Linked DNA regions of Homo sapiens: regions 1 and 3 are each linked to region 2. Evidence: read pairs that join two places in POLR2A ChIA-PET (ENCODE). Cell type or tissue: MCF 10A. All regions are shown on one strand.

Evidence for each region. Peaks named below come from ENCODE experiments on the same cell type or tissue, not always from the same donor. Only the 100,000 strongest peaks of a DNase experiment are listed, where the experiment ranks them.
Region 1: POLR2A ChIA-PET joins it to region 2 with 10 read pairs; 4 of 35 experiments call an interaction of 5 or more read pairs at or near these places.
Region 3: POLR2A ChIA-PET joins it to region 2 with 12 read pairs; 6 of 35 experiments call an interaction of 5 or more read pairs at or near these places.

The regions. Positions count from the first base shown.
Region 1 is chr18:58,114,660-58,122,659 of GRCh38, forward strand. The region is part of intron 1 of NEDD4L (NEDD4 like E3 ubiquitin protein ligase); the gene reads left to right. Among named protein-coding and RNA genes, the nearest start is that of NEDD4L, 74 kb to the left of the region's middle. In MCF 10A, a CTCF peak has its summit at 7,432 (motif pointing left); DNase peaks (open chromatin) are centred at 3,522 and 7,422.
Region 2 is chr18:58,216,728-58,224,727 of GRCh38, forward strand. All of the region lies in intron 2 of NEDD4L (NEDD4 like E3 ubiquitin protein ligase), which reads left to right. Among named protein-coding and RNA genes, the nearest start is that of NEDD4L, 180 kb to the left of the region's middle. RefSeq lists an enhancer at 6,610-7,203. In MCF 10A, no CTCF peak of the experiment used is centred here; DNase peaks (open chromatin) are centred at 1,574, 4,804, 7,134 and 7,514.
Region 3 is chr18:58,303,407-58,311,406 of GRCh38, forward strand. All of the region lies in intron 5 of NEDD4L (NEDD4 like E3 ubiquitin protein ligase), which reads left to right. Among named protein-coding and RNA genes, the nearest start is that of MIR122HG, 140 kb to the right of the region's middle. RefSeq lists silencers at 7,128-7,350, 7,156-7,255. In MCF 10A, no CTCF peak of the experiment used is centred here; a DNase peak (open chromatin) is centred at 7,265.

The DNA of each region.
Region 1 (8,000 bases), 100 kb before region 2:
ATTATATCTCATAGTCATAGTCCTGTAGGGTAGAGTCTAACATGGGCTAAACTCAAGGTGTCGCCAGGGCTGTGTTCCTCCCGGAGGCTCTAGGAGAGGATCCCCTTGCCTTTCCCAGTTTCTGCAGGACATCTAGCAGCCTCAGCTCATTGTCCCCTCCCTGCGTTTGCAAAGCCAGCAGAGTAGCATCTCTGTGGCCATTCCCACATGGTCACATCTCCTCCTGGGATGCTCTCCTTCTGCCTCCCTTTGCACTTTCAGGAGCCCTTGTGATTCCATTGTGTCCATCTGGATAATCCAGGATAATCTCCCTATTTTAAGGTCTGCTGATTAGCAACTTTAATTCCATCTGCAGCCTTAATCCCCCTTTTCTGTGTAAGCTGACCTAGTCACAGGTTCTGGGGATTAGGACTCGCGCATCTTGGGGGACCGTCATTCCACCTGCGGCAGTGGTAGGCTAAACCTTAGGCGTCTGATATTGTGAACCTGGCTCACTGGCCTTTGTCTTCTTGCCGACTCCTATTGGTATTTGCCTGAGATGTTTTTCTTTTCTTTTTCATTCTTTTTTCTTTTCTTTCTTTCTTTCTTTTTTTTTTTTTTTTCTGGTTCTGGGCCCACAGTAGGTGCCTTAGAATCATGCAGTCCAGTTGCCTTCTGGGAATCCATTGTAGTAAGTGGTAGAGGTTTTTAAAGCAGTCCTAGGGGAGATGCAATTCCCTGCTTACATTCAAGTTTTTCGGGAAGACAAGTCTGTTTAGGAAACATAGGAGGTTAGTTGCATTTTCCTCATTAATGCAGGATATTAAAATATTCAGAGGGAACCCAGGAGTCCTCTCAAGATGAGTTTAAATTTCTCATACTTGTAGAAGTTGTTGAGAAATACTGGATTCTAATTTCCAGAACTCTGGTGGGGAAGGAGACTGTGAACCTGGTCTGAATTGAGAATGGGGATTGAGGATTTTTGGACTTTTGAAAGATTGACTTACTCTCTCCCGTTAGTTCTGTTGAACTGCTGCCTAAATGGAGGGAATGTGCATCCTCTCTTGTGTTGCGTGGCAATGCCGTGGGGACACTTGGGACATGAGCAAAACGTTGACAGAGGGGAGCACTTCCCGGAATATTATTAATACAGAGTTAGTTTTAACTTCACCTTTTGGGCAAACTTGACATTATAGATCTTGAAATAGGATTATTTTTCCCTTGCTAAGAGGTTAGCAAAATCAGTACAGTGTGTCTCTTTGACAGGCCCTAGAAAGCACTCTACGTTTGTTAACTTTAAATTTGGGTTGGAAATTGATGTTATTGGAGGAGCAAGGCGTGTTTAGGCCTGATGATTTTTGGATAGCTTGACCAAACCCGGTACAGCCAACTTTCCCCCAAAACTACTGTGTCCTTCTCAGTGGTTCCTGTGCCTGCACAGGGACCCAGCGCACACCCCAGTGTGCCTCTTTGGGCTCTGGCTAACTTAGGCTGACATCCTGATAGAACGCAGTGACCACCTGGTCATTTGATTACAGCGCTTCTTCCAGACAGCACGCTCAGAATTGCGTTTCTTACTTCCAGTCTTCTTGCCCTGTAAGCATTTTCTGTGAGTCACCAAATCAACCACAAAATCATTTAATTTTATGGAAGTGGAAAATCAGACTTATTAAAATACTGTGTTTTTGTTTTAAAGCTCAGAGGTATAGAGATCCATGAATTTTTTTCCATGCCTTCTCATAATGTGGTTTTGGTTTAGCTGCGGTTCTTCCAGGCGCAGATGTCAGCCCTCTGCAGATCTGCTGCATCAGAGTTTATGGCCTGGGTCTTAGGAATTTGCAATTTAAAATAACCCCTTCAGGTGCATCTAATGCAGCCTAAATTTGGGGCCAGCTCATGGGTTGTAAACTGTACTGCCCTATACAATAGTAGCACAGTTCTAAGCTCAAGGGACTCAAGGGGGTCCAGTAAGTACAGTTCACCAGAGAAATAACAAAAGCATTTGCAGAGGGAGACCAGAGCATCACCTTTGTTAGGGCAAAGGCTTAACATAGAGGAATGTGGCTTCTATGTCCAGGCCAGTGGGCTTCCTAACACAGAACATGGAATTAGGCAGACTTAACATCCCCCATGCCCACCCTGGTGAGTGCCAGCATGGGCTTGAGCTGCTCTTCACACTGATGGTCCATCCTTTGGACTGATCTCCTTGTGAAGGATACAATACAGCAAGGAGCGGGGGCTTGGCTTGGCACAGCCAGTTCTTTACCCAAACTCCTGCCAACGCTGGCCCTTCTTTCTTACCCTGGTTGGAGTGTGTGAGGGTGGGAGAGGCAGGAGGAATATGCTGGACAGAGCTTCTTCCATCTAGAAGGGAATTTCAGGAGTAAGAAAGCGGCAGCTCTTAACATACCTGGGAGAAAGCAAGTGCTTAGTAAACAGTTGAGGAATGAACTAAGAATTTTCAGACAGATTTTCCTCTTCTGGAGCATTTGCAGAACCGCCTCTTTGCTCAAGTGCTTTGTTTTTTACAGATTCATTTAAGGTCATGGTTCCAGACACTAATGTAAATCAGCACATATATTATTGAAGAAGTAGAATACCTCCAGGCCCAGTTGCCTTGGAGCAGGAAAAACAGTTCATCCTCATTACCATCCAGAATAATTTATGTTCAAGATAATACACAATCAATTTACTTTTTATCATATTCGAATTTGATTTGTGTACACTTTTGAGTTTGGATGTCAGCCACATTGCTTCTGTGTGTTAATCTTTATTTACGGGAATAAATGGGAAGCAGTCAGCCATTTTTTATTCTTTATTGGGGAACTGCATTATAGTGGAAAAGGTAAAATTATAAGCTAATGAGACCAGAGGTCTGTATGTATGAAAACCATCCTCATCGCTTCACAGTTGTCTTTGAACCAGTTTCCCTGGGATTGTTCGAAATGTAGCAAACGTGGCTCACGGTTACCCTGACGGGGCCAGAGCAATAGGGGGAGGTGTGGGCACCTGTATACATTTGCGTTGAAAAACGTACCCGGGCTATTCTGAGGTCCTTTCCTGCCCCCAGCCTGGTTTCTGGGCCTCTCTGGAGTCTCTCTTTCTGGCACTTGTGTTCTGGAATCGCTTATCAGCCTGGACTCCTTCAGCAGCAGCTGCCACAGTGTCTTTGTAGTCACACTACACACCTATATACTCCATGACATGGAGTGTATAGAATGTTTCCCGTCTTCCTCGTCAGTGCTGCCAGGAGAAGCTTCCCCTCTCCTAACCTCTGGATAGTGGCTGGCTCTGCTTTATTCAGGCATTGCTTTCATTTTTTAGAACAGCTGCTCCAGTATGCTTAGTGTGAATGACAGCCCAGCAGAAAGAATGGACTTGACACTGGAGACTGCACCACTCCACATTTCTTTGTCCCCTCAAGATGACTTAACTAGCTCCCTTCCCTTTTCCTTCATGCAATAGCCTCAGAAGTTCGGCTGGCATTGCCAAGTTGTTAGAGTGAACCTTAACCTGTGTATGACTCAGAATTCACATCTGCTGTGTCAGTGAACACACAGATCTCTTTGTGAACACATGGTTATCAAGAGGCACATGCTCTTACGTATCCTGCCGGATTCTGGTAAGGCGCTGCTTGCGCAGTAAGCACTTGTCAGGTGCTTATGATGCCTGTGACGTGAGGCTGTGGATGCAGAATTTGTGGTCTGAACATTTTTGAGTAGATAAAAATGGAAACTGAAATTGGTGAAGCAGACTTGTGGCTTTTCCTACTTTCTCATCTCTTTTATGGATATAACTAGAAGCTCTGCTTCATCAATGAGTGTGTTAAAACAATTTGTTTACAAAATCCTATTTATTAAAATAAAAATCTGAAAGAACTGCGCTGCTGCTTTTCAGTGCTCGCCACTCTAGGAACCTGTATTCCTCCTCTTGTTCATCCTCCCTTTTCTTCTTTTTTGTTTTGTTGTTGTTTGTGTGTATGTATGTGTCTGTGTGTGTGTGGCGGGGTGGTGGGGGCGGTGTTGCCAAATCTTTTGCACTGAATCTTTGAAGATGTCCTGAAATACTTACCAAATCACTAGAGCGAAGAGAAGCCCATCTGATTTCTTCATCTCCCAGCTGAGGAAGGACACACTTTCTCCCACTCTCCAGTGAAGGCCCCTGTGTCCTGTGGGTGGGGGAGCTGACATCACACTCAGTGCTGACATTTCTTGTTCCCTGGGTGGGCGCTGATTCCAGATCCTCTTCAGCCCCCCAAGCGGAACTGGGTTTCTCTTGAAGGTCCTAACCTCAGCTCACACCACCTGCTACTACCTTTCTGGGTCTTGGATTTTGTTGTTACCCAGGCCCGGGGTCATCCCAAAGGCTCTTGATAGCCCTGTGGCTGTGCTTGCTAATACACTGTCCTCATCTTTTGTCAGCGAAGTAAATCCAATAATGTTTCCTTCTCTTTAATCCAAGCCAGTCTTCATTGAAAACACTTCACCTCTAAGCTCTCAGGCTCTGCAGTCTGCCCTCTCCAACCTTACCCCTCATGCCCCACCTTCCCTTTGTCCCCATCTTTCCCTTCTGTTCCAGTCATTCTCATGGGCCATGGAGAGTGGAAGCCTGGGAGGGCTTTGCCAAAGTCCAGTTGCCTGCTCACTTTCCTAAGGGCCAGAGCAATGGGGGAGGTGGGGGAGGTGTGGGCACCTGTATACATTTGTGTTGAAAAAGGTACCCAGGCTATTCTGAGGTCCTTTTCTGCCCCCAGCCTGGTTTCTGGGCCTCCCTGGAGTCTCTCTTTCTGGCATTTGTGTTCTGGAATCGCTTATCAGCCTGGACTCCTTCATCAGCAGCTGCCACAGTGTCTTTGCAGTCACACTACACACCTTTACCCCGATCCACTGACCTGCTGTCCCGGATGGCCCTGGTGTGTTCTCTCTGTTCCTAGCCGCAGAAATTGCTGGTGAATGTCACCAAGCTAAGCGGTGTAGCTTTATAACAAGTGGATTCAGCCAGCTGGGACTGGACGACTGAGAGTTTGCAGCCCCTGCTGGACCCTGTGTAACTGTCCAGTTCGCCTAGCTATTGGTTTGGCCCAGTGGTTTTCAATTTTGGCTGCACATCAGAATCACCTGGGGGAGGTTTAAAACCCTACCTCTGCCCCCATGCCCTGGGGTTCACACCCAGAAATGCTGACTTCATTGGTCGGGGGCTGGCAGGCCTGGACATTGGCGGTTTGCTTAGAAGCTGCCCGGGTGGTTCTCATAGCAGCCAGGGTCAAGCACCACGGCCTGTTCTTACCTGGCTCCCCAGGCCCCCTTTAATCTCCCTCTGCAGCAGATTGGCACACATCGCATTGTGGAGCAAGCCATCTGATAATTTTCCTTAATCGTCTTTGAAGATCTTCCCTCTGCCTGTTGATCCTTTAAGGAAGAAGTCTCCTTGCCAGGATCGGCCTCTCCAGTCTCTGGATCCCTTCTTGCTTGCTCTCTTCAGAACCCATGAAACCTCTCTGGCTGCCTTGACGTCAGCCAGATTGGACTGCCCAAATAGAAAGGCAGAAATCCCTGTCGAGGCCAGACAGCAAGGATGGAGAGAGGCAGGGGGTGAAATGAAACACACCAGGAGGAGTAAAGACAAGGCCTTCTGATGTCAGCCAAGAGCAGGTGTGGATTAGGCAGTCCTAAGTTTGAGTCCTGGTTCTGCTATTCATTGGCCAATTGTATTCTCCCTCCCTCTACGATGAGGTTAATTACAGTTACCTCACTGGGATTTGTGAGGATGGAATGAGGTAACAAAACATAAAATACTATCAGTACAATGCCCAGCTCATAATGAGTATGCAGCAAATGTTCACCCTTTAAAAAATGCCACGGCCGGGCGTGGTGGCTCGCGCCTGTAATCCCAGCACGTTGGGAGGCTGAGGCGGGCGGATCACGAGGTCAGGAGATCGAGACCATCCTGGCTAACACAGTGAAACCCCGTCTCTACTAAAAATACAAAAAAATTAGCCAGGCGTGGTGGCGGGAGCCTGTAGTCCCAGCTACTCGGGAGGTTGAGGCAGGAGAATGGCATGAACCTGGGAGGCGGAGCTTGCGGTGAGCCGAGATCACGCCACTGCACTCCAACCTGGGTGACAGAGCAAGACTCCATCTCAAAAAAAAGAAAAAAAGTCCCTTTCTACCTTCAAATTCAGGAAAATTTTCTTTAGTCCAACAGATGTAATCCCCCCCTCACTCCCCCATCCCCACTGGTATCTTTATGTACTCAGGTGACTATTACCATATTCTGCTTGGACTGTTTTTATACATTGCAGATAATTTGAAGATATGGACTTAGGTAGGTTTTTAGATTTATAATAATTAAGTGATGTTTTTCTATCAAGTGATGAAAGTTTCAACAGATATTTGTTAAAATTTAATTTAGCCAAAGGAAGACATGCCATTTCAGCAATGTGATCTAAGTAAAAGTGTCTTCTCTTTTTTTTGGTGGGGAGAACAGAGTGTAGAATGATATTAGTAAGATAGAGAATTGATGACCAAACCATAACTGCTAGCATTTTAGTAGAGGACACAACAGAGAAAGGATTCTCACGTGTGTTATTAGGATCTTGGATGAGAGTGGGCTGTTATTTTAACTTTGGCCCCTGTTGGAGCAAATTACTCTTTGGGGGCCCGGTTTTCCTCAGGAACTACCTACAGAATTCAGTGAGATAGATTTTAGAACCCTTCTGAATGCTGCTGGTTTGGAGATTCTGTCTGTAGCAAGTTTTGTTCAGTTGTTAATCTTTCTTTCTTTTCTTTCATTCTTTTTTTTTTTGACAGGGTCTCTCTATCACCCAGGCTGGAGCAGTGGTGTGGCCCTGGCTCACTGCAGGCTCAAGCGCTCCTTCCACTTCAACTGCCCAAGTAGTTAGAACCACAGGCGAGTTCCACTACAGCTGGCTAATTAACAAAAATTTTTTTTGTAGAGATGAGGTCTCACTGTGTTGCCCAGGCTGGTCTCAAACTCCTGGGCTCAAGTCATCATCCTGTGTTGGCTTTCGAAAGTGCTGGGATTGCAGGCATGAGCCACCACACCTGGCCAACTATATGTTTTCTATGTTTATTATATTTTCTGATTTGTAATGTATTTTAAAATTATCCCAATAATATATGAATGCAATCTTGAAAAATACTCAGCATAGCCTTTAGGCTAAAAAGTGGAGGTCTGCCATTTCTCTGCCTTGCCCCATTCCCTTCCCATGTCTTATTTTCCCTGTTACCAGGTTGGTGTGAAGCCTTTGAGACCTTTTTCTCTGCACACCCATATATGTGTTTTTTCTATGTTTTTATAGTATTGTTTCATTTAAAAAATAAACTAGGTTTTTGAACTTGAGAAATTTCAACTCGTTCTGCTCAGAGCTTTGTTTTATTAAAATCAGTGCCTGGGAGTTGCTCAAGTCTTTGGGCTGTGTCGCCCTCTAGTGGTAGCCCTTTGGCTTACAGCTGCCATTCAGCCCTAGGGCTGGGGTGGAAGTGATGGTTTTGTGCCCACAACCTGATGGCAGGGTTGGCAGTGTTTAGTTGCTGACAAGTGTCTAAAACTCAATCTAGGCCGGGTGCTGTGGCTCACGCCTGTAATCCCAGCACTTTGGGAGGCCAAGGCGGGTGGATCACCTGAGGTCAGGAGTTCGAGACCAGTCTGGCCAACACGGTGAAACCCCGTCTCTACTAAAAATACAAAAATTAGCCGGGTGTGGTGGCGGGCGCCTGTAATTCCAGCTACTCAGGAGGCTGAGGCAGGAGAATAGCTTGAACCCAGGAGGAGGTTCCAGTGAGCCGAAATTGCGCCATTGCACTCCAGCCTGGGCAACAAGAGCAAAATTCTGTCTAAAATAAAATAAAATAAAATAAAATATAAAAGTCTAGTGAGCCCTGGAGTGGTGTTTGCCTTGCTACCTCCAACTTGCCCTTTTTAAGAGACTTAAAATTTGTGGTAACTTTTCACATGATGTGTATTTAGATACTGCTGAGTTAATGAGGCTGCTATACCTG
Region 2 (8,000 bases):
AGATCTCCAAGTGGATGTGTGAAGATGGTGGTAGAGGAGAATGGAGCTCAAAAGAGGGGCCAGAGTCATTTCCATTTAGATGGTCTTTACAGCCTAAGGAACTGGCAGATTTCACTAAGGTTGAGGTCTTTCTTTCCTGTGAAAATGTGATCAGGATCCTAAGTAACAGCCCTAAAAATTAAACATTAGGAATACAAGGTTTCATAAATTAGGAACTGTCTGTAGCTGCCAGATTCTAAATGTTTTGAGGATACAAATCTTGGGGTCTTTTCAAATGCTTTGAGCAGAAGAGGTACATCGTATTGTGTTTACTGAATGGCATTTAAAGATGCAGGAGACCTTTCCCCCTTCTTGATGAAACAATTTGCCTTTCAGATGTTTTGTTATAGTGAGTTGATTGTAGGACCTTATGAAGCATGTAAACCACACATTTGTAAGGCATTGGAAGAAAAAGCTAACGCGAGTTAGGAGGGATTTAAGACCATGTGAGGAAATTCAAGCCTATGTTGTTATCACCAAACCTTGCCTGTGTTATGTAAAGATTTTTGCCTGTGTCATGTTATCTTCGTTGTGTTCAATTTATTCCTCCCCCTCCAAGTGTCCTAGTTTCTCCTCTACTGTAGCTGGTTTTGAACAAAATAGAGAAACTTGGGTCTCCTCTACCCTCAGCATCTGAATTCTTCTCATTTGGTTACTCACTGTGTTAAAATAAGTGATATAGTACATTCTTAGCAGTTTGTTTATTTTTAATTTTATTTTTTATGGGGCTAGGGTCTCGCTCTGTCACCCACGAGTGTGGTGCCATGGTGTGATTGCAGCTCACTGCAGCATTATAACTCTTGGGCTCAAGTGATCCTCCTGTCTTAGCCCCACGAGTAGCTGGTATTACAGGTCCATGCCACCATACCCAGCTAATCTTAGCAATTTTTAAATAACTTTTTTTTCCGACTGTAACAGATTTAGATATTGGAAAAGATAAAACATAAAGCATTGATCTACCTGTAGAGCCAAATAGCCACAGGGATATAAATTGGTTACCATTTAATTTTATTTCCATCTATATTTGGCTATATTTATATTTATGTATATGGAAATAGTTTATGAATTTGGAATCATACTATGATATTTTTTAGAATGATGCTTTTTAAACTATTTTATGGTAAGCATTTTAGTAAAGCTCGTAATGTTATTTTTAAAAACGTACTTTTCGAAGGCTGCAGAGTATGGATAAATTCATGATGACTTTTTAGAGGAAAATATCAAGATGATCTCACTAACAAATCCTGAGATTAAAAACAAAAGCAAACAAAATACAAAAACTGAACCATCTTTGGAATACTATGAAATTCAGATTTTATGTTCTTAATAAAATCCTGTTTTGAATGAAATCAGTCTTCATGCTTTTCTTATTCCTTTTGGCTATGTTGCCTACAGTTGAATTAACTGTTTTTATATACTTCCTTTGCTTTGCATTGAAACAAGCTGATCCATTGTGACCCTTTGTGGTATTTCATAAAACCACACCCTAAAAACTGCCCAGTCTTTTAAGTGTAGTCAACAGTATTGAGCAATTTTTTGGGTAATATTGTCGGAAGTGTTAGGTGCCAACCAACAATGGCTTATTGCTTACATTTAAGTGTAAGCAATATACAATTAAAGGAATGTCATGACTTTTTAACTTCATTTTGAAATTTGAGTTTAGAAAAAATTCCAAGGGAAATGAGCAAGAATGAAAGCATCCTCTCCTACTGCCAGACTTCTGGGAGACCCACCCCTGGTCTTCCCAGGTGTCTCTTCAGTGACCTTGTTGGTCGTTGAGGGCTGTGGAAAGTTCTAGGGAGGCTGCTCGTCCCTCCTCTCCTTTTGCTTATTGCATTCTGCCCAGATTATAAAACTGAAGTATCTGTCTTAAGACGCCAGCAGCTTTTTCTTCATCAAATCCAGACACATCGAATCCCCCACAACCAAGAATTACCCAGCCACAAAATGTCAGTAGTGCCCCGGTAAAAGAAAGCTGGTTTTAGACTTAGTCTCAGAACCTGGCCATCTTCCATGGATTATCCCGATATGTGCATCCTTGTCTCTTTTCACTATAGCCTGGTGATCATGGTGGCAGTTTTCATTTTGGGACACTGGTGAGGTTAGAATAGCTTCAGGCTTCCCTCAGTGAATAGTATTGTGAAGGCAGTGGTGGTAACATTGTGTTGGAGCTGGTGTGAGGGTTGAATCCACTCTGTAGCCTCTGTCCCTAGATCATGGCGCTGCTTTGATTGGGCCCTAATTTTCTCCTCTAGACAAAAGGAATTGAACTAAGACTTCCAGCATTCCCTCCAGGCTTAACATTTTTTCATTTGGTGCTGATGGTCACTGACTATTTTCCAGTTACATTTTAATGCAAGTTTGGCAGAAGCCGATTTCTCTGGGTTAGGGAAAATGACATAGGTGGCAGGGAGGTGGATGTACACCATTTGTTTGATCAGTTTGCCTAGAATGGAGGTGGCAGAATTGGAGTTGGAAAGATCAAATGTAGCCTTTTTTTCCCTTCCAGAATGAGGCTTTTCTATGCATTTTTTTGAGGCATGAGAACCTCATGGGACAAGGCAAAAGTGAGCATACTCAAGTGAAGTGTATGGTTATGGGGGAATGGTTATTAGAAATGTCAATTGTCTCAATTTTTTAGTATTAATTTTCAGAGGGAAACAGTGGTGTAATTAGTGTTGTGATTGTTTGCCAGGGCGGTCGTAACAAAGTAGCACAGACTGGGTGGCTCAACTACCACAAATTTGTTTTCTCAGGGCTCTGGATGTCCGGAGCCTGCGATGAAGCAGGATTGGCTTCTTCTGCGGCCTCTCTTCTTGACTTGCAGATGCTCCTCTGGGTCTTCCCAGGTCATTTGTGTACCTGTGTCCGTGTCCTAATCTCCTGTTCGTATAAGGGCACAGTCATATTGGATTGGGACCCACCTACTAACCTCATTTTAACTTAATTACCTCTTTAAATACCCTCTCTCTAAATACAGTCACCATCTGAAGTATTAAAGACTTCAACTTAGGAATTTTGGGCAAATACAATTAAGCCCATCACAATCAGGTAACATTTGGTAGGACGTGTAGATGCTTTTTATCTTTAAGGGAATAGGCAAATCGTTAAAAATAAATAAATAAAAACTTGTTCAACTTGTTTAGGTACATTTTCTTATAGTGTATTGTGGTTCTTATTTTTTTAACCTTCCAGCTAGTGTGTAAATTGGAAACATTGTAGCTTAATTTGATAGTTTTAGACATAATCAAAGATGATGGAAATCTTGTTCTTAAATTTAGTCTATTCAGCAACTTGTGTATCCTCAACTGCTGAAGACTGAAAACTTGAGATGTTCCTCTTGTTTTAAGAATTTGACTGAAAACGGGCTGGGCACGATGGCTCATGCCTGTAATCCCAGCACTTTGGGAGGCCGAGATGGGTGGATCACTTGAGGCCAGGAGTTCCAGACCAGCCTTGGCAACATGGCAAAACCCCAAAAATACAAAAATTAGTGGAGCGTGGTGGCTCACACCTGTGGTCCCAGCTATTCAGGAGGCTGAGGCACAAGAATTGCTTAAACCCCAGAGGCAGAGACTGTAGTGAGATCGTGCCACTGCACTCCAGCCTGGGTGACAGAGTGAGACCCTATCTCAAAAAAAAAAAGACTGAGAATGGTTGGCACTGTCCCCCTGTCTCCAGGAGGGTGAATGTTTCTAGCTGAACCCTGGTGCCCACTTGCTCCTCTAAGCCTTCAGCAGTCCTCCCAGCCTCAAGGGGTGATCCGTTCATCTTCCCCCCACCTCTGGAAATCCCAGCGTTTGAACGCTGGGGGGAACTGCAAGTCTAGTTTACAGGGTTTCTCAGCTGAGATGCCAGGAACACTTCGCGAGTGAGCATGCCACCACATTTGAGTGCATATAGAAAGTTAGCTGTTTGCTACAACTGGGGACACTTCCTATTAGAGCCGCATCTGCTGGGGTGGAGGGCTGCATGGGTTGGAGAGTAGGGTGTGACTTCTTCCAGCAAGAGGAAAGAGAAGTAGCATAGTGCCCATCGCAGGCAGAGAGCACATGTTTGACTTGCTCTTGGAATTTCTGTAGAGTAAGGGTGGTCAGGTTGCCAGACTACCCCTCAAACGAGGACATGGTGCTGCTGGGTCCCAGGGTAGAGCTCTGCTGGCACCTTCAAGGCCCTGATTTACACCTAAGGGCACACAACTGGGATCTGAAAACTGGGATGCACAGTACAGACTGCAGATTTACAGGGCGGGGCTGTCTCTCATCTGACTATTGATTCTTTTGGGGGCTGTAGTTTGTATCATAGTTATTTTTGTTCCTGTTTTTTTCCCCTCTTCAAGACAATAAGCTTTTGGAGGGCCAGGAAGTTGTGTTCCCATCTGCCGAGTGTGGGGCCTCGAGGGCCAGAACCTCAGAATGTAGAAGCTGAGTTAGTTTGTGGCAGGGTGAAGGGCTGACCTCTACTGTTGGAAATGCCAAAATCTCTGATCTGGCTTTAAATAAGCAAAACAGCCCCGCCAGACATAGAGTCATCCACAAAACCTCATGACCTCTGTTATTGCCCATCCTGTGTGGAAGCCCACTGAGAACTTCACTTGAAGATGCTGCAGGAACAACTGCAGGGAACCTGGAGATAAGGCCCCGGGTGATGATGTAAGCTAATTGCTGAGCTGGGTGGAGCTACTTAACCTTATGGTAGGAGGTGGAGCTTGACGCAACCCCCTTTTCCACCAACAAGCATTTCTTTCTACCTGTCATTGAAGTGAATCATCAGTATAAGTAGCGAGCTGGGCGCATTCCTTCTCAGTTGTGTTAAAACTTGCTGGTATTCCCCCGGTATCAGCAGAGGTGTGTACGGGCACTGCTTTAAAACTGGGAAGGAGGAAGACGAGGCCAGGGAGCCGGAGGGTCACCAAGGTAGATTTCCAGCAGCGCTAGTCCAGCTGAACACTTTCCAGCCTTGTTTTTCAGCAGCTTTGAGGAAAAGTATAGGTAAGAACAAAGACACCACTGTATGTTTGCTATATGAATGCATAACATCTGTTCTTGGTGTGAGTTTGATGTTGGTTTAATACTGTTTTTATGTCAGCGGCATAGTTCTAGCATGTACCAAGATTTTCAATTTTAAATGCTTTTTGGTGTTCACAGTTAGCTATAATTGGTCAATTTTACCCTCCTTATGCATAAAAAGAATGATAGGCAAAGAATGAGCCTTGAAAAGAATTGGGATCAGAATTCTGGTCCCCTGTTCTTTGCTTCTTAACTTTCTTGACTGTTTAGAAAAATGTACAGCTTTTCTTCCAAAAACCAAAGCAATAATACTTTTATTTTTGAAAATAATGGAAAACAGAGACCGCTGAAGTTCTATGAATGAGGTTTTCTGTTTTAGAAATCACAGGTTGAGGAGGAAAGAATTGTGTTTTCCTTCCTGTTCTGTTTCGAGTCTCAGTATTTCTGACTTAGAAACCTCCTGGAGAAGAGGGAGATACCAGCTCTCCTTTGTTTCAAGTAAAATACCATCTTAGGTCATAAAATAGTTTGCTTGGAGAATAATTCATGGCTTATATCTGAATTTTTGGTTGGTAGCAACAGAAATCTTTCTCTTCCTCGGTATGAGTAATTTGGCTTACATGATTTAGACTAAATTTTATTATATTTTTTGTTTGAGAAAACAAAAGTCAAAGCCCAGAACATATTCAACTGAGTTTTTCCCTCAGGTTTTCTATCATTTTCCCACCCTTCCTACTCATACATGTGAATATGCTGAATGATTAACATGTGATTTTTGTTTCTTTACTGTCTCATTTCATGGTGATTCATAAACTGTTAGTTAACTGGTTATAGTGTATCCATATGTTGGCAAAGCTTGAAATAAATTTGAGTGCAGGCCACACCTTCGTATTAATGAGCCGGGTTACTTTCAGTAAAGTATTTCTGATGTCATTAAGTGTTAAGATGGCCGGAATTCTAAAGACAATAAAAATGTATCAACAATATGAAATATCAAAGCCTACAGTCAAATCTGAGTTATTCTTTAGTACTTATTTCATAGCTATTCTTTAATGTTTATTCTTTAATACTTATTTCACATTGAAAAGTACTTTACACATGTTTGAATGAGATATTGCCAGTGAAAGAAACAAAAGGAAGCAAATAACTCTATAAGGGAAGTGGGATTTTAAAGTATGTTTGTGCTGGCCCCAGGCTGGTGAGTGAGTTTCATTAGCAATGACCAGGAAGAGAAAGAATGCCACAGTGGTGGGTGCTGACCTTTTTTTTTTTTTTTTAAACCTTTTTTAATGTCTGTAAGGAATACAAGGTGAACTTTAATTCTTGTGGGAATCTAGTAAGATGGAAGTCAAGAAGAGAGGAAGAAATGCTTTTTATTTAGTTAAGAGGAAGTAAACATCTGTATTAGTTACAGATGTTATGCCTTAACCTTTTTCATTCCTATTGTTTTTATGAAAATTTGCCTTTTTAAGTTAAATGAAGGTTTTCTGGAGTCCTGTATTGCAACTAAATGTTGATTTAAAACGACACATTTGGGACATTTTCTTGGCACTGTGGAATATAATGAAAAGATATAAAATGAAGGCAGGTATGAAATTATATGAATTCTGCTACTTGAGTGTAGAAGTTTTATTCCAAAGTGGTTTGTTTGGTGGATGTGGTGATGGTGGGGGGCTCTATGTACTTATTAAGGCAAGTGATGGGACAGGAGCTTTTGTGGTCTTGACGGTTCTGTTGGGATGGGAGGGTTGTTTGGGATTTTTATGTTTCATTCCAGGCAATGTTTATTTTTTCAGCCTGTACTTCTTAGGGTTTTACCAAGTCAGTTTTCATGTGAAGCCATTTTCATATCGTTTCTTTCACCTTGATGGAAATCTTTTCCTTCTTATGTGCTTTGAGTTAAATATGATGTAGTGTGCTAGTAACATAGACGGGGCTTTCCTTTCTACAGGTGGGCTTGAAGTGAGCCTGCCACTCGCTCACCTTGAATCACGGAGGTTTCAGAGGCCGTTGGCCTTCAGGGCAATGGCAGAAGCACATGTTCTCTGCTGTTTTCTGAGTCTATCTTGACTGCGTTCCCAGTGGCCCAGAATTCCCCAAGGGTCACTCGACACACCCTCGTCTACAGTAAATATTTGTGCTTCCTCTGTGCCTGGCCAGGTTTTCTCAGTACCCAGGAGCACAGGTGGGCAGTGGGATGTGGGCAGGCGGTACCCAGATTCCCTCCCACAGGGGCCACAGGGAGGACTTGGGCGCTTCCTGCCAAGAGCCCCCTGCCCTTCAGACTAAGTGGAAATAGAGATCCGGGAGTCCAGTGGACTCAGTGGAGTTCCGTAGAATACATGGAAAACGCACCGCTTTCAGTGATGTAAGCTGTCTTGTTCACTTCACGATTACTCATCTGGCCTGCAGCAGGCAAGAGGATCACATGCAATTATAAACAGCCTCCTCTGACTAAGGTCAGTGACTGGAAACCCTGTCACGTTATCAGAGGTCATTTGGTCATAGATTCTTGGGCAGAAGCCATTGAGAGTCCTGGGGGTGTGATCTTTGAGCCTTTGCCAGTGCTGGGGTTTGACTCCTTTTAGCTCAATTAACTGGGTCCAGGAGTTTATTTTGGCCGAGATCTGCCATGCTGAGTTGACAGGCTTGACACTGGAAGGAAGTCTCTAACTTCATTAGAGGAAATGGCGTGGCAGGCTTTAAGGCATTTTGATATACTCCACTTTTTCTCTCTTGCCCTGTTTTGTTGAGGTTTTCAGGGCCATAACTGTACCTGAGGTTAATCAGTGAGTGATCTATCTGAAAGGAATTTGTTCTCTTTGGGCACCGTCCTGTGTGGTATTATATTTGTATAACTATTTAGCTTAACTCATTCAAAAGGCTATTTAAGTCACTTGTCCTGTTCATTACTTGAAAACAAGTTGTCTTCTCTTTATTCTTTTAGTCAGT
Region 3 (8,000 bases), 87 kb after region 2:
TCCTGGCTTTGATGCTAGCCCCACTGTGTGTTCCCATTAATAGCCCTATGTAGCCTGGCTCCTTATTCTGGAAACTGTGTAACTTTTGCTCTTGATCTTAAACACAACTCAGTCTTGCAAGGAGCTCCGCCTTTGGTCTCAGCTTCTTGGGGATTTCCCTGGCAGCCACATAGTGAACTATGTCACACTCTCTGTTTTACCCGTTAATAAGGAAATACTCTGGTACATGGAGCTTTGCTTGCTGATCTTTTTCTAAGTACTCTGGGGGCAAAAGGAAAAGCAGCTAGAGGATAAGGATGTAACTTTCTTCAAATTAAGCCATCCTGACCCGTGGTAGAGATTAGCCACTAAGAAATAGTGGAAACAAATAACTGTTTCACTCTTGAGTGTTAGCATGGAAGAGATTCTGGTTGAAATCCTAGTCCTGCCACTTTCTGGTTACAGAAACTTACATTACTTTTCTTTTGATGTTTCAAGGAGATAGGAGTTAAAGAAAAATGAACACCAGATTACTAGAACATTCTTATAGAGTTGCCCAAAGATGGAATGGACACCTTCCAGAGTGGAGGGGAGGGAGTAGGATTGGACAGTAGTCCTCAACTGGGAGCACTTCTTCCCCCTGACCCCACACCTGCCTCCCAGGGACGTTTGACAGTTTTGGATTGCACAAAACTGAGGGGTGAGAGTTGCTGCTATATCTAGTGAGCAGAAGCCAGAGATGCTTCCAAATACCTTACGAAGCATAGGACAGCCCTCACGGAAAGAATTATCTAGCTCCAAATGTTAATGATGCTGACTTTGAGATACCCTAGTCAGAAGTAACATTTATTGGCCAGGGGCAGTGGCTCATACCTGTAATCTCAGCACTTTGGGAAGCCGAGGTGGGAGGATCACTTAAGCCCAGGACTTTGAGACCACCTGGACAAGACCCTGTCTCTACAAAAAAAAAAAAAAAAAATTAGCCTGATGTGGTAGTACATGCCTGTAGTCTTAGCTACTCAGGAGGCTGAAGTGGGAGGATTGCTTGGACCCAGGAGTTTGAGGCTACAGTGAGCTATGTTTGTGACACTGCACTTCAGCCTGGGCAACATAACAAGACTCTGTCTCAATTAAAAAAGAAAGAAAGAACATTTGTTGAATCTAATTTTCCCATGTAATATCAATGACTGTGCAAGATAAAGTGGTTTTTATCCTCACTTTGGATGAGATTGGCCTTTGGTGATTGAGAAACCTTCCTTTGGTTGTTCAGCTACTTCTAGATAGACATGGGATTTTAAACTAGCCATCTATATGTCCAAAACCCATCCGCTTTCCACAAACCCATTATGTAGTTAGCTCCCCATCACTGATGATGTTCAAAGCTAAGCAGGGTGAGCAACCACTTGAAAGAGGGGATGGATGAGGATACAAGCCTAAGATGTATGTTGCACTAAATGACTTTTGAGGTCCCTCCTAAAGATCACATTCTCTGGTTCTATTTTGAAATGGGATTTGTCTTTTTAGCCCCAGTGTTAGAGTGGCAGCCAGATATCCCTTGGCTATGACCAGTGAAATCCCTGTGCTTTGTGCACCTGTGAATCTTACTCCTATTAATATCCCAGCCCTATCAGGCCAGAGGGCTAGGGTTCCAAACAGGGGCAGCCAGAAATGCACCATCTTCTGCATCCCATCTGCATTCCGGGCCCAGGCAGTTATTTTTACCTCCATATGTAAATGGGCCCAGCGATTTCTCATTTAGGAGAACAGCAGAGGCACAAGTGAGGAGAGCTGGAGAAGGAGGGGAACCTATCATATACTCTGAGATTGCAATTTAGTATCAGTTTGCTGATCAGTGTCACTCCACTAGTTTAATAAGTAATTATAGTTTCTCTTTTGTGAACAAGGAAAACGGGTAGCTTCACCCAGTGGTTGTCAGCCCTGGCCAAAAATTAGAATAAGATAGAGGGCTTTTAAATCACACCTACAACTGAGCCCCTCCACCAGAAATTTAATTTTCTGAGGTGAGGCCTGGGTACAGTGATTTGAGAACTTTGCAGGGATTCCAGTGTCTAAGCAGCCTGGGCACCTCTGGTTAATGGCACACCTCAGTGCTGCGCATTCTGCTCCAGTACCTGCTGGTGTTACTCTGTCATAAAGAGACTAGAAAAAGAGTGAGTTGGGCCCTGTTTCTCAGTGTGTCTTCAGTGGATTGTAGGGAGAAGGAGGCCCATACTCTCTGCCTAAACGAGCACCTGCTAGACTCCGAAATCTAGTTAATGGAAGTTTCTCCTCATCCTTGGACATCCTTGTTTTATATGGTATACGTTCAAAATACATATAATCTTTGGTTTAATTTGTTTTACAAAGTTTTGAAGTTTTCCTCTCCACACTTTTCTCATCAAGCTGGTGTGTGGAAAGAAGGAATTTTTCTTTTCCATTGCTGTCATCTAAAATTGTTGTGTCGGGTGGGGAGGGGAGGGAGCCGGGAGACTTAGCTTTAACTACTTAGAAGTTTTCAGGGAAATGTTTTTATAACAACCTAGTTAATAGTTTGACTTTATGATAGATTCTGTTCCTTCATTATTTTGTCCTCCAGTGGCTTTTATACCCAGCAAAGTGGACCATGGTGTATGATTCAAGAAGGGTGAGGAGTATGTCTTTCTTTGGAAAGGCAGGGATGGAGGGTTGTGATTTAGAAAGGGTAAGCAGGAAAGGAGAGCCACAGAAGGCAAGCACTGTTCTCATGCCAGATCGGTTTCAAGGAAGAGGACATATGGAAGGATCTAGAAAATGATTTCTCTAGAATTGTCCATGTCCAAGTCCCCTGGAATGTCTTTGTATATCCCCAGAGCTGTGCATGCTCCAGTTTGAAGAGCTCTGCTTTAAAAGATATCAGGGGTGGGGGAGATGAGGGGGGTGAAGTAAAAGAATAAAAACTATTCAATTCCATTTGTTTTCTCTTTCAAGCTCATACGTTACTCATTTCATTTTTATATTAAAATATAGATGAGGAAGGAAGGGCACATGGCAAGATTTGGCAAGCATAATCCATGAGGGGATATGGAGTTGGGGATGGCAGCATAGCATACTAGGATTTTTGAGGAGGGATTCGGGGAGCCTGTTCATGTTTTCCTTACAACTCTGGTACATGAAGTACAGGTTCTGCATCATGATGGAAGACTGCCTGGGTTCATGTTTGGGCCACTACCTACTAGCTCTATGACTTTGGGCAAGTTTCTTTCTTCTTTTTTTTTTTTGAAATGGAATTTTGCTCTTGTCACCCAGGCTGGAGTGCAATGGTGCAATCTCAGCTCACTGTAACCTCTGCCTTTTGGGTTCAAGCAATTCTCCTGCCTCAGCCTCCCAAGTAGCTGAGATTACAGGCAACCGCCACCACGCCCGGCTAATTTTTGTATTTTTAGTACTTTAGTACAGACCGGGTTTCACCATGTTGGCCAGGCTGTTCTCGAACTCCTGACCTCAGGTGATTCACCCACCTCAGCTTCCCAAAGTGCTGGGATTACAGGCGTGAGCCACCATGCCCAGGCAAGTTTCTTAACCTCCTTATAGCAGTGTTTGGCACATGATAGATGAGCTACAGGTTGGCTTGTTATTCCTTGCAATCCTGAGTTTCTCCCCAGAGTAAAGCTGGAGCTTTTCCCCCAGCCAACTTTGGTGGAGTCCACTGGGCAGAGATGTGATTTCAGCCAAAATATGGCTAAAGGAGGAAAGGATCTGAGACAGCCAGGTGGAAATGGCTCCCCGGGAGAGCCTCTGACCGACCCGCACACTGGGAGGAGTGCGCACTGGGGTGGAGCCTTGGGAAGTTGGAGCCATTTGCAGCAGGGAGGAGCCTGGCCCCTCGTCTTCTTGGATGGTACCTAGGATTCAGTCTGCGAGGCAGGAAGCACACTAGCAGGACTCCAGCTTGGTGGAGAGTTCCTGCTTTCCTTTTTTTCCTTTTTGTCCAATAAATCCCATTTTTCTCACCCTTTAAATTGTGAGCCTAATTTTTCGTAGTCATGTGACAAGGACCCCTCTTAAGCTGAACTAAGGAAAAGTCCTGCAGCAGATCTAACTAGAATGCCAATGCCTACATTGAGGCTGTTTAATGGAGAGTTTATGAAAAGTTAGCTAGTGTCCTTGTGTAAACCTGTATGACTCTAGTTCAGAGTCTTCAGTAATTGCAATTCAAGAATAAAACCACACGGCACTTCCATTCCCGTGTAATTTGTTGTTGCTGGCTTGTGACATTCTACATATCCCAACTATGAGACAGCCAGGCAGTGGGATGGACTGTGAGGTTCAGATGCCCGGAGATATGTGAGGAAGAGCTTTTAGCAATAAATATGAAAATGAAATCAAAGTAAAAACTGGCATTGAACCCCTGGTGTACTTAGGCTTACTTTTACCCAAATCCAAATCATTTCTTGACACTGCATGGTTACCAAGAGTGTCTGTCATTCAATATTTCAGATTAAGATCTGTTCTTTGGTAGCTAAGTTCAGAGAAAAAAATATAGGATCTAGAAGTATCATTGCTATTTTTTCCTTGATACATTTAGTCTGGTATTAAAATTGCTTGCAGAAGATTTGATTTTAAAAAAGTAGAAAAGAGACACTTATCCTGGTAAAATTATCCTGAAATCTTAAGAAATTAAGACAAATTGCACCATAAAACCAGAAGCACAAAATTAAACAATATTATATTAAGAGAACCCAGTGACACATTTTCCTTCTAAATTAACTTTAAAATTAACTTTTAAATTAAGTTCAATCTCATATCAGTTTGCTTTGTAAGAAATAGAATATATGTACATGTTTGCCTTATTTTTAGCATGTTATATTCATTAAAATGTTTTAGTTTATTCAGCAGATACATTTAGCATTTCTTTCACAAGAAAGACAGTGAAGGAACAATTAATAACAGGACCCCAGTAATACCTGGGGGGTTTCTACATCTGCATTTTTTGCAAAAATAGAATAGCCTTCTAAGAAGCTGTCAGTGGCATTTGTGCAGCTGGACAGCTTTGCAGCAGATGTAACAGTAACTGTGATGCCAGGCTGTGCCCCAGAACCTGTAAGCATGACAAGCTCTGGCTTCTTCCCTCCTCTGAAAAGGTACAACATTGAAGAGGCAGTCGTTTCCCCTAGATCTGTAACCAAGCACATCTGGGTGAAAGGGGAAGACATCTCTTCACAGAGAGGAGAATAAAGGCGGTGACCATCAGGGTGACAGGCAGCATGGACTGTTGCCACCTGTGCTGCAGGCAGCTTCAGTGCCTGGATGGTGGGACAGCTGGTCCTGCACTCAGCACGAGTCTCAGGCAGTGGTCTGGCCGCGCCTCCCTTGGGCTGCTTCTTCCTCCACCGTCCTCCACTTTTGCTTTGTGTCTGCGTCAAGTCAGTAACGTTGGTCTGCAGCTCCCATCCCTCCTGATGGGCACTGCACTGAGGCCTTAGTGGGCATTACCTGATGCCCTCATCACCCAGTGTACAAACACCTGCTGACAAGAAGCGTCCCTGAGCGGAACCCTTCTGCTGGGACACCGCACCTTCCGTGTCCTGAGTGGGCTGCACCCTCGTGGTGCTCAACTGGGTGACTTCACGCTGTCCTCAGCGCTGTCCTCGGCGCTCTCTCTCCAGTCAGCTCTCCTGCTCAGGCACCTTTTTGGGACACAGTCCTTGCCAGTTATTCCCTGTTTAATGTCCTCATGTGTCTTCACTTGCCCTGGGAGACTGTCGTCTTGAGAGAGCAAGCCATATGGGACCCTGAGGCCTGGCCTCAGTTTCCCTCCCCCCCACTGCCCCACGGGGCCACGCCTCATCAGTGGCATGGACCTTTTAGTCAGCGAGCCCTCAGCCGGATGCTCCCGTGCTGGCCACTCCTGTCATCCCTGCTCTGTCCTCCCTGCAAACTCCTCCCTCAGGACCCTGCTTGAAGTTACGTCCTGCACAGTCATCCCTGGCCTTCCCTCAGCAGAATCTGTCACTCCCTCAAGGTGTCCCTGCAGTATTCTGCTCATGCCCCTGCTACGTGGCAGAACTCTGTTGTCCTATCCTGTCCAGAGCTCCAAAGCCCCCAGACCCTGTGGCTGCTGAGCACTTGAACCATGGACAGTCCAGGTGAGGATGTGCGGGGAGAGATGCCTCCTGCCTGTGGCTGAGCCCTGCCTGAAGGAGCTGATGAGGAAAAGCTCCTAAGCACAACAGTGCTGCTCACCTGGGCATCTAGTTGGCAGAGTCCTATCCCAGTGTTCGCACCCCCAGTTTCCTGGGTCTTAAGTTCAGATTATCAAGTGCTCCTCCTGCAAAAAAAAAAAAAATGGTGATTCTTGTGGCCCTTAGTTGACCCCGCACCTGGGATATGCTTATATTTGGTGTGGGGCAGAGAACTGAGTGTTCTTGAACCACTTCCACCCAACCAGAGGGAGGTGGGGACATCAGGTACACCTCATCCCCTGATGTCACAGCCAAGTACCTGGAGCCACCAGGACTCCCTCTGAGCCCACAAAGGAGTGTCTTCTCACCACCCCGATTATACTGGTCTAGTTATGCTTTGGAGTTAAAGCCAGGCTGCTATTGCAGGGCTGCTGCAATCCTTGCAAGCACAGTTGTTCTTTGCTTGCGCTTGCTCTCGCTCTCGCTCTCACTCTCACTCTTGCTCGCTCTCTTTCTCTCTCTCTGACTTCAGTTTAACTTTTTAAACTTCAGTAATAAGTGTTCCTCAAAATAGATGGTCTTCCTGGTTGTAGGTACAGCCAGCAGGGTTGAGTTCTGCTGCCTTCCAGCATGGTTTTCCTGGGGCCTGTAAAAGTCCTGCAAATTTGCTCTGACACTCTGTTGACATGGAGGTCCTGTTTGTTGTTATAAATAAGGACCAGTGTCTCTAGGACACACCTTACTGTGTATAACTGAATGGCAGATTTTGTCCCTTACTTCTTAAAAATTAAATGGCAGAGGAGCTGGCCATGTAAAAGCCCTGTGTGTGTTTACCAAAAAGTACTTGAATTTTGTTTGGGTTTTGTGTTCTGGTGCATATGAAGTGAATTTTGGTAGGAGTATGTGCATTCAGAGAATATGTCATCACACTTTTTTCTTTATTTGAGTGCCACTTGGCTCTTATTTGATTAAGGTAATTTCAGTGACATATTTTGAAGCAATTCACCTTGAAAGGCAGAGGCACCACCCAGGTGCAGAAACCTTCCTTGGGTTATGCAACGCCCAGCGTGGGTGGAACCGCACTCACACTTTACCTCTTCCTGAACCACAGCCCTGCTCTGATTGCATGATGGAAGCTGAGGTGCCTGACAAGTGGAAGGAGGAAAAGGAACATTCTGCCTTCCTTTTCTCTGTAATGCCAAAGCTGGCGTCATGCATTACTGAGGGCCTCTGTCAGCACTGGGGCCGGCCAGTGGCACAGCTGATGGGGTAGCTGCACTCGCTAGTCCTCTGGGAAAGCCCAGGTTGTTTTTCTGGCTTAGTGTTAGAGGCAGCTGTGATGTTTACCTCGATCTGTAACATACAAAGATCTGATCATATGCTGTCTTTGCTTACATTCTATTATTGTCTGACTTATGTTCTAAATTCTCTACAATTCCCTTCCATTTGTCTTAAGAAACTCTAAACCTTTTTTTTTTTGGAAATCACTACTTAATGATTTTGAGGATGGAACCCCAGACAGTTGGTAATAGTGGATGGTTTTCCTTTTCTGTAGTTGAGTGGCTTTCTAATTCTTTTGATGGCACACAAAAAGAAATTAACCTTAGATCACAACTTAGTACACACATTTATGTATGCATGTAACTGAGATGAGTTCCTCAAAATAGCACATACCTGTGTTTTATGTGAGGCACTGATATTTTCTGTTCTATATTATGCTTAACTTTAAAAAATACTTCCTGTGTACCATTTGTGGGACTGTAACTCACAACTTAAAAAATATTACCTTGATACATAGCTCCAGAAATACACATGGGTCATTTTACCAAGAATCACCAGTGCTTTTGCTCTGTTACCCCG